Regions from separate parts of the Homo sapiens genome. Here regions 1 and 3 are each linked to region 2. Evidence: chromatin contacts called from ENCODE Hi-C or POLR2A ChIA-PET data. All regions are on one chromosome and are shown on one strand. Each heading gives the region's core, a stretch centred on a gene start or an enhancer-like site at or near the end of the contact. The rest is flanking DNA. Distances are from core to core; before and after follow the strand shown.

Region 1 (3,054 bases), core at 84-2,583, 160 kb before region 2:
GGGTTCAAGAGATTCTCCTGTCTCAGCCTCCTGAGTAGCTGGGACTACAGGTGTGCACTACCATGCCCGGCTAATCTTTGTATTTTTTTTTTTTTTTTTTTTTAGTAGAGAAGGGGTTTCACCATGTTGGCCAGGCTAGTCTCGAATTCCTAACCTCAGGTGATCCGCCCACCTTGGCCTCCCAAATTGTTGTGATTACAGGCGTGAGCCACTGCTCCCGGCCTGAAGCCATCATTTTCACCTTGCCAATCCCATGCAGGTTGAGTTCAAACCTGCCCTCTTAGAGTTCCTGTTTTGCTGCCTGGGAAATGGGAACAATTATAATTCCTGTCTCAATAGGCTATGTCTTTGACTGTTTGTGCTGCTATAACAAGAAACCAGAGACTGAATAATTTATAAAGAGCAGAAATGTATTTTATCAACAGTTCTAGAGGCTGAAAAGTCCAAGATTAAGGTCGCAGCAGGTTCAGTGCCTGGGGACAGCCTGGTCTGCTCTTCCAAAATGGTGTCTTATTGCTGCATACGACCAAGGGGAGGAACATGGTGTCCTTACAAGGTGGGAGGAACCAAAGGGGCCAACCAGGGAACTTACTCCCTCCACCAGGGCTTTTCCTAAGGGCATCTAATCCCATCAGGTTGTCAGAGCCTTCATGACTCAATCACCTCCTAATTAGGCCACACCTCTTAACACTGTTGCATTGGGGATTACGTTTCAACATGAGTTTTAGAGGGGACACAACTATTCAAAACCACAGCAGGCTATTCCTTTAAAACACAGAAACTGCTCCCTGACCATAGTGTCCTCAGGAAATGTTTTCTGATTGTTATATTTCTCATAATTATAAACAATGCTGCCCTGAACATCTTTGCACCTAAACCTTGGATTGTCTCTCTGATAACCTTCTTGGAATTGAATCCTGGCTGTAGTTTTACCAGTGTCCCATAGAGAATTTAAAGTAGAAGCTGACCTCCAGCCTGACTCCTCCCAGGCAGCTTCTTTTGCAGCTTACAGAGTCCATGCCCCACTCTGACACCTCTTCTGGCCAGGGTGTAAGAATGCAGGACCTCTGCACAGGAGCAGGTGGGGGGTGTCAACTTCTAACAAGGTGAACTTTGCTTTGTCAAATGTGTGCTGAGCAGGATCTGCCATCAGTTGGGCCTGAGTTTGTCGTCAGAGGGTCTCTCCATAGTGGGAAGCTTCACGGTGTTTTTCACCAGCTGCTTCTGAATCACACAGGTGGCTCTGAATCACACAGTGTGACATGACTGATTTCGGCAGAGGTCTCAAAATGCAGCTCAGATGTCACCATCTCCATGAGGACATCCCTAAACCCCTCTCAGTGTCAGTCATTTCCTCCTCCAGGCCACCCTGCACCTCTGTTTTACCTTCCATATCACAATATGCTTCTTTCCTTATGTGGCCGTCTCCTCCCCTGGTTGATGTCTTCCCCAATGCATTGGTGTGAATCACCTTCCCCCATGAATTGGTGTGAATCACCTTCCCCCCGTGCATTGTGTTAATGTACACACTGAACAGATTTCTTAGGCAAAGCTGTGAACCCCACCATCCCAGGGACAGGCAGCATCCACATTCTATTCAATGTGAATCACTCTTCCTGGGGTTGGGCAACATAGGGTAGCACTGATTTTAGTGCTCATTAAACCATTTGTTAAACTAATGTGAAATTGCAGAGAAACCTTCTGCCCTTCACCTTGAGGGTGGAAATTAAAGTCAAGACCCACTTAAGAGGAAAGGCCCTGGTGAATTACAACCACTTCCCCTTTTTAATTTCAGTCAACACTTTTACACTGGGACCAAGGGGGCACAAAAGTAATATCCCTTTGCTGAAGGTCTGCAGGAGTTATCATTGCATCCCTCTGAAGGGGACATTCGGAAGTGTGGTTTTGAGATGTCAAAATTTAATCATTGCTAAGAGTTAATGTGGCCTCAGCAGTAAATACACAGGCCCTGCTCCAAGCTGAACCCAGGGTGAATGGTCAGAAAACAAGTCAGGAGAAAAGACACTGGTGGAGGAGGAAGGAGCTTGCTCTGACCCGGAGAAAGAACTCAGTGCCCGTCTTGGCTCAGCACCCTGTCCTGCAGCCCCAGTTTTCTCAGCTGTGAATCACGCCAATAGAACCGTAGATTAGTGGTTTTCAGACTTTTTTAAAGAGACAGTATCTCATTATGTTGCTGTAATGCAGTTGAAACGGGAAAAGTTCCCTTGTCCTCTTCACAGGGCATGTGATGGGGATGTGGCTCACTTCTTTGGTGCCCCCCTGCTCACACCTCTAGGGGAGCATACAGACAGGCAGGTTGTGGGGCTCTGATGCCATGGCAGTGTCTAGGGGTGAATGTTTACAACTTCTGAAGCCCCAGTGGGCGTGTGTTACAGGGTGATCTTTTAGTTTGCCATCCATAGGCAGCTTGTGTTAGTCAGCTCAATTAGACCGTCTACCTTGTCTCAAGGACAGAGGGCTTTCTGTATCCCTGGGTTTCTTGCCTTGGTGTACTAGAAGAATCAGATCACACATGGGCTTGCAGAATGAGTGCAAGGTTTTATTGAGTGGAAGTAGCTCTCAGCAGACAGGGGAGCCAGAGGGAAATTGTTTTCCCCTGGAGTTGGGCAGCTCGGCAGCCCAGGCTCTCCTCAGACTGCCCCAGCCAAACTCCATGTCATTACACCAGTTGATGGCCTGCGGGCATGCCGGTGCCTGTCAATGTGCTCTTCTGCCTGCGTGCTCTCGACGATCAGCCGCTTGTGTCTTCTTCCACCTATGTGTTCCTCACAATGTCCAGTCGCTTGTGTGTCTCTGCCTTGTTAAGGTCTCAGTTTTTATAGGCCCAGGATGGGGCCAGGTGGTGGTGGGCCAGGGTGGTCTTGGAAATTGCAACATTTGGACGTGAAAGCAGAAGTGCCTGTCCTCACCTAGGTCCTTGGGGGTGAAGCCCTAGCCAGGAACCCGCCTTCTTCTACCCAGCTCTTCCCCTCTCTGCTTCTGTATCATTTAAAGGGACCACGCTCTTCCCTTCCCAGCACTCCCTTATCATAT
Region 2 (2,970 bases), core at 198-2,697:
CACCTAGAGAGTGGAACCTTGCCTCTATTAAAAATACAAAAAAATTAGCTGGGCATGGTAGCAGGCACCTGTAGTCCCAGCTACTTGGGAGGCTGAGGCAGGAGAATGGCATGAACCTGGGAGGTGGAGCTTGCAGTGAGCTGAGATCGTGCCACTGCACTCCAGCCTGTGCAACAGCAAGACTCTATCTCAAAACAAAACAAAACAAAAGAAAAAAACACCTAGAGAGTGAGTTTGCAACACAGATTTGCAGGACTGGTGCCTACAAGTAGAGAGAGTTTTTTAAACCTTATATGAGGTTAGGATTTCGGGTTTCTCAGGAGCCAGGTTTAATATAACCTATAGCAAGTTAGTTTCTCAGTCATCCTTCAGTCATGAAATGCATTATGGTGCACACACAGGGTTTAGATTTGTGCAACCCAAGTGTAGGTGTATTGTTTACTTTCAAATAAAGACTTACAGTGACATTGTATCCCTGAGTCTCCTCTTGACAAGCACAGTATTTCAGAAACTCTTGGCGGCAGTTCCAGTTCAGTATGGGGCCTGGTTCTCATTTTAGTCCAAGTCAAAGCAGCTGAGGGGGTTCTACCCCAGTGTGTCAGGGGGACCTGTCATAGGCATGTCCTCTACTTGGTTCCAGATTTAACCCCTGAATGATTCAGGGGGATTTTAGTCACATGAGATCTCAGACGCTGACTTGGAAGTGATGGAAGGGCCATAGTTTCTCTGCCCTTTTTGGCACGGGGCTAGAACAGCTCCCCCAAGCAAGAGTCTTTTATCCTCACTGATGTTCATGTGATTCAGGGGCAGCCTGTGCAGGAGAGGGTGTGGACCACCTGAAAGCCAGGAGATGGAAGGAGAACAGAGTTTTGGTGTCAGAAGGTGCTACTGCAGCTTAACTGTGGGATTCCAACACGTCCGCCCACCAAATCCTCATTTCCTCATCACCATCCCTATGTTACCAACCTGTAACATGTAACATAGGGGTGGTGATGTCTGCTTACTGGGGTTTCTGCTGGGCTCCGTGCAATGCTCTTCAGGGTTGTGCTATGGAAGCTGCTGAGCACCACATGCCTTGGAGGTGGCCAGACCTGTGTTTGCACATCTGGAGGCATGAGGTGGACAGATGCGGGTCTGGGGCTGGGGATTTGAGTGGGTGTCAAGCTGTCTGTGTTTTTGGAGGGTGGCCCTGAGCTGTGCTGGGTTTCTCGCCTCGATTTTAAGTGGATGTAGACTTACATAGAAAATTGGGTATGTTGGGGGACGGGCTGAATTCCTCCTTCCTGCCCCTCTTCCCAATACAGAGGTTAAGGAAGGGGTGTCTCTGGGCAATGCTGGGACACTTTACAGGAACCCTGCATTTCCGAACACTTCATGTAAGCAACTTTGTGCAATTCAACACTTTCTGACTTTTCACCAGCTCAGGTGCTGGGGCCTCCCTGTGGTGATAGCACAGATTACAGTTTCCTCCATTGGCCTTGACCTTAGAAATTATATAACTATTGGTTTAAAAGGTTTTTTTTGTTTGTTTTTTTGGCAGTGGTTGCAATTTGTATGGTTTCGGGGTTTGAACATTGGAGTTACTGTATCGAGGCCTATAATGCTGAATTGGATTCAGAGACTATTGGATTGAGAAGATCCCGTGGGTCTGTCTGACCTGCCCTTCTCACTCTGCAGCTGAGGAAATGGGCCCTGGGTTCCGTCAGGGACAGCAGAGTCCTCATGCCTTCTGGGACCCTTCCCTCCTTCCCTCCTGCCGTCAGGGCCCCGCCTGAGGGACGGTGACACTCCTACCCCATCACGTTGGTGCCGGCAGTGAGCAGTCACGTATTTGTGTGGTTGTCATCTTGGAATGATGTGTCATGTGAGAGTTAAATAGTTTTGCCCCATGAGTTATATAATGCTGTTTATATGTTAAGTTGCGTGCCAGTCTTTCACGGTCAAATGATAAGCGTGACATAGGGTCTGAAGCGACAGCCCACTTGTAGGAACTGGGCCAGTGTACTCCAGCATGGCATTGCAATGGGAGTCACTGTATTTTGGATGCGTGGTCTGGTGAAGATGTGGGACACATATAGTCAGATCCTGGTGGGTTCATGTAAGACCCAGGACCATGGTCGATCAAACTCCTTGCTGTTCTCCCCTGAGATGTTGGCTTATTGAATACTTTTTTGAATTAAATGGGACCCTGGTTAAGCTGAGTTTCCCCATAATGAGATTGGCTCTATTAGGATTGCATCTGAGCTGCTTGAATTTGAGTGTTACATGTACAGATTGTATGAATTAACCTAAACGGGTTTTTGATGTATCATTTCCTTACCTTTTCGGAGACTTCATTTTAGTGCATTCAGTTTACTCTGGGATTGTATTCTAAATACTTTTTTTTTGTTGTTTATTTGTTTGGGACAGAGTCTTGCTCTGTTGCCCAGGCTGGAGTGCAGTGGCACGATCTTGGCTCACTGCAACCTCCTCCTCCCAGGTTCAAGTGATTCTTGTGCCTCAGCCTCCCGAGTAGCTAGGATTACAGGTGTGCGCCACCACGCAGGCTAATTTTTGTATTTTTAGTAGAGACGTGGTTTCACCATGTTGGCCAGGGTGGTCTTGAACTCCTGGCTTCAAGTGATCTGCCCGCCTCGGCCTCTCAAAGTGCTGGGATTACAGGTGTGAGCCACTGTGCCCGGCCGTATTCTAAATACTTTTTATACACACTGACAAGTTGTCCTCTGAAATCTTGCATCTGTTTATATTTCATCAAAACTTTAAAAAATGTTTTCAAGATTTTTATTTTTGCTGCTCTACTAGGCAAAAGAGTAGTCTTCTGTTTTGTAGCTGTCTAGTCTGAGCTGTGAAAGGCTTTGGGTTAGGGCTTTGAGAAGATCAGAGGAACATGTTTGGAGCCTCCTGCAGCTTTGTGGGCATAGGGGATGAGCAGGGGGTGCAGCTCAGATGTCAGGGGTGGGCGGGGTCTGG
Region 3 (2,862 bases), core at 62-2,561, 180 kb before region 2:
CTTGAGCTAGACACAGGGTGCTGATTGGTGTGTTTACAAACCTTGAGCTAGATACAGAGTACCGATCGGTGTATTTACAATCCCTGAGCTAGACATAAAAGTTCTCCAAGGCCCCACCAGACTCAGGAGTCCAGCTGGCTTCACCCAGTGGATCCCGCACCGGGGCTGCAGGTGGAGCTGCCTGCCAGTCCCGGTGCCTTGCGCCCGCACTCTTCAGCCCTTAGGCGGTCGATGGGACTGGGCGCCATGGAGCAGGGGGTGGCGCTCGTCGGGGAGGCTCCGGCTGCACAGGAATCCACGGAGGAGGGGGAAGGCTCAGGCATGGTGGGCTGCAGTCCCGAGGCCTGCCCCGCGGGAAGGCAGCTAAGGCCTGGCGAGAAATCGAGTGCAGCTCTGGTGGGCTGGCACTGCTGGGGGACCCAGTACACCCTCCGCAGCCGCTGGCCCGGGTGCTAAGTCCCTCATTGCCCGGGGCCAGCAGGGCCGGCCGGCTGCTCCGGGTGCGGGGCCCGCCAAGCCCACGCCCACCCGGAACTCCAGCTGGCCAGCAAGCGCTGCACGCAGCCCCGGTTCCCGCTCGCGCCTCTCCCTCCACACCTCCCTGCAAGCTGAGGGAGTGGGCTCCAGCCTTGGCCAGCCCAGAAAGGGGCTCCCACAGTGCAGTGGTGGGCTGAAGGGCTCCTCAAATGCTGCCAAAGTGGGAGCCCAGGCAGAGGAGGTGCCAAGAGTAAGCGAGGGCTCTGAGGACTACCAGCACACTGTCACCTCTCAATAGGAGTTTTTCAGCTCCATTATATTATGGGACCACCATTATTGATGCAGTCCATCATTGACTGAAAAGTCATTATGCAGCACGTGACTCTGTATTTATGGGATTTTTTCATGTAGAGTAGGGTATCAGTTATACATTGCCTCATGACGGTTAAGTGTCCCTGTCACTTAGGAGCTGAAAGCAACCAAATGTATTATTTGGTTTCAGTGGGGCAGAAACTCAGACCAGGCTTAGCTGGGTGGTTCCAGCTCAGATTCTCTCCAGGGGTTGCAGTCAGGCTGTGGGCTGGCACTGACTTCTCTAAAGCCTCAACTGGGGCTGGAGAATTGCTTCCAAGTTTGAAACTGACCCAATAGTCCCATAGACAGTTTTTCGGATAAACATAGAAATTCACCCTTCTGGCTTGAAATTTACATTTGTTTTACTTGAGTTCCTTCCTCAGGAAACTAACTTCAGGCCTCTCAAGAAAAGTACCAAAGAACTGAAACTCACCAGATCACCGCATTCAGACAATGAGATGCTGCCCCCTCATTCATCATGATTGCTTCCGTGCCCCTCCCTAGTTGCTGTTTTCTTACACATTGTTTCATTTCTTCCCTGCTATACAAATCCCTCGTTTTAGTAGGTCAGCAAGATGGATTTGAGACTGAGCTCCCATCTCCTCGGTTGCAGCACCTGATTAAATCCTTCCTTGGCAATACTTGTCATCTCAGTGATGAGCTTTCCATGCGGTGAGCAGAAGGACCTGGACCAAACCCCTGGTGTTTTGGTAACAAGTTCATTCAGTCATGCAGCTCTTGACTGGAAGCCTCATTTCCTTGCTGCATGGGTCTCTCCGCAGAGCTGCTCATGGTGTGGCATGTGGCTTCCCTAAGAGTCAGCTATCCAAGGGAAAGAGCAGTCAAGATGGAAACCACAATGCCTTCTTTGGACCTAGTCCTCAAAGTCACACACCTCCACCTCAGCCAGATTCCATTCTTTACAAGTATCGCCAAACACAGCCCGGACTCAGGCAAGGGGAATCAGCTTCCAACCTTTAATGAGGGAATAACAAAGAAGTCATGGGCCTGGCCGGGCACGGTGGCTCACGCCTGTAATCCCAGCACTTTGGGAGGCCAAGGCGGGAGGATCACGAGGTCAGGAGATGGAGACCATCCTGGTTAACATGGTGAAACCCCGTCCCTACTAAAAATACAAAAAAATTAGCCAGGCGTGGTGGCAGGCGCCTGTAGTGCCAGCTACTCAGGAGGCTGAGGCAGGAGAATGGCATGAACCTGGGAGGCGGAGCTTGCAGTGAGCCGAGATCGAGCCACTGTACCCCAGCCTGGGCTACAGAGCGAGACTCCATCTCAAAAAAAAAAAAAAAAAAAAGTCATGGACCTACATTTAAGTCCACCACAACTAATTTTTCAGAAAAAAAAGAGACTGTATATGGAGTGAAATAATGACCTCATACCTTAAACTTACCAAGCTCTTGCTATATTTCATGGATTTCAAAGACACACTATTTTTTCACATTTGAACACCTCTAAAATTAGGAGGCGTTTTTCCAATAGCACAGTCTAGTTTCAGTGAAATGCAGTATTGTGTGTGGGCCTCGTGCCCTGCATTATTGCATTTAATTATTACAGCACTCATAAAATGTGGATATTAATGTGGCCATATTGAATGTGGGGCCCTGGGTGTTTGCTGAAGAGAGTAGGCAACTTGCCCATGTCCCTTACCTGGAGCAGAATAGAGCAAGGATTCAAATCCATGGGGCCCTCGGTCTTAACACTGTGCTGTCATGACTCAGTGGAGCGTAAAGAGGAATTGTATTTTGAAGGCTTCCTTTCAATCACTGCTTCCTATCTTGCTTTTCCACCCTCCCTTTTGCACCTCTGGCAATGTTTAGGTGTATTCCATTAGCTTTCTAGCCACTTTCAGCTATTCAAATGTTGATCTCAAATTCAGTGAAATCTTTCCTCTGTCTCTATGCAGATGACTGGTGGCTTGAAGAATGGTGAGGGGTCAGGGTAAAGGGCAAGGACTGCGGCTCCATGCTTGCCTAGGGACCTTGGACTTGGGGGCACAGGGGCAGGCTGCGCTTT

Evidence for each region. Hi-C counts contacts between places; a loop is a spot of excess contacts on that map. ChIA-PET counts read pairs that join two places held with the same protein, here RNA polymerase II (POLR2A). Pooled maps may share reads with other maps.
Region 1: a map of GM18951 shows a loop between it and region 2 (4-fold over the local background). The contact joins two enhancer-like sites. A Hi-C loop is called at or near these places in 2 of 168 maps with a recorded cell type or tissue (GM18951 and PC-3) and 4 of 50 pooled maps. POLR2A ChIA-PET finds 5 or more read pairs at or near these places in 3 of 52 experiments (HEK293, PC-3 and PC-9).
Region 3: a loop to region 2 is called in a pooled map, with 2.8 times the contacts of the local background. The contact joins two enhancer-like sites. A Hi-C loop is called at or near these places in 1 of 168 maps with a recorded cell type or tissue (transverse colon) and 4 of 50 pooled maps. POLR2A ChIA-PET finds 5 or more read pairs at or near these places in 1 of 52 experiments (activated CD4-positive, alpha-beta T cell).

What each region holds. Positions count from the first base shown.
Region 1 is chr7:47,600,035-47,603,088 of GRCh38, reverse strand. No RefSeq gene overlaps it. Among named protein-coding and RNA genes, the nearest start is that of TNS3, 19 kb to the right of the region's middle. RefSeq lists an enhancer at 1,939-2,028. Within about 2 kb of position 1,333, at least 12 of the 41 ENCODE cell types and tissues checked have a DNase peak (open chromatin) inside an H3K27ac peak, as active enhancers do.
Region 2 is chr7:47,443,353-47,446,322 of GRCh38, reverse strand. The region is part of intron 4 of TNS3 (tensin 3); the gene reads left to right. Among named protein-coding and RNA genes, the nearest start is that of SNORD151, 20 kb to the left of the region's middle. Within about 2 kb of position 1,447, at least 2 of the 41 ENCODE cell types and tissues checked have a DNase peak (open chromatin) inside an H3K27ac peak, as active enhancers do.
Region 3 is chr7:47,626,205-47,629,066 of GRCh38, reverse strand. It overlaps LINC01447 (long intergenic non-protein coding RNA 1447), which reads right to left. Exons shown (of 4, transcript NR_108090.1): 3 at 1,265-1,806; 4 at 1-370. Among named protein-coding and RNA genes, the nearest start is that of LINC01447, 5.7 kb to the right of the region's middle. RefSeq lists an enhancer at 2,547-2,862. Within about 2 kb of position 1,311, at least 2 of the 41 ENCODE cell types and tissues checked have a DNase peak (open chromatin) inside an H3K27ac peak, as active enhancers do.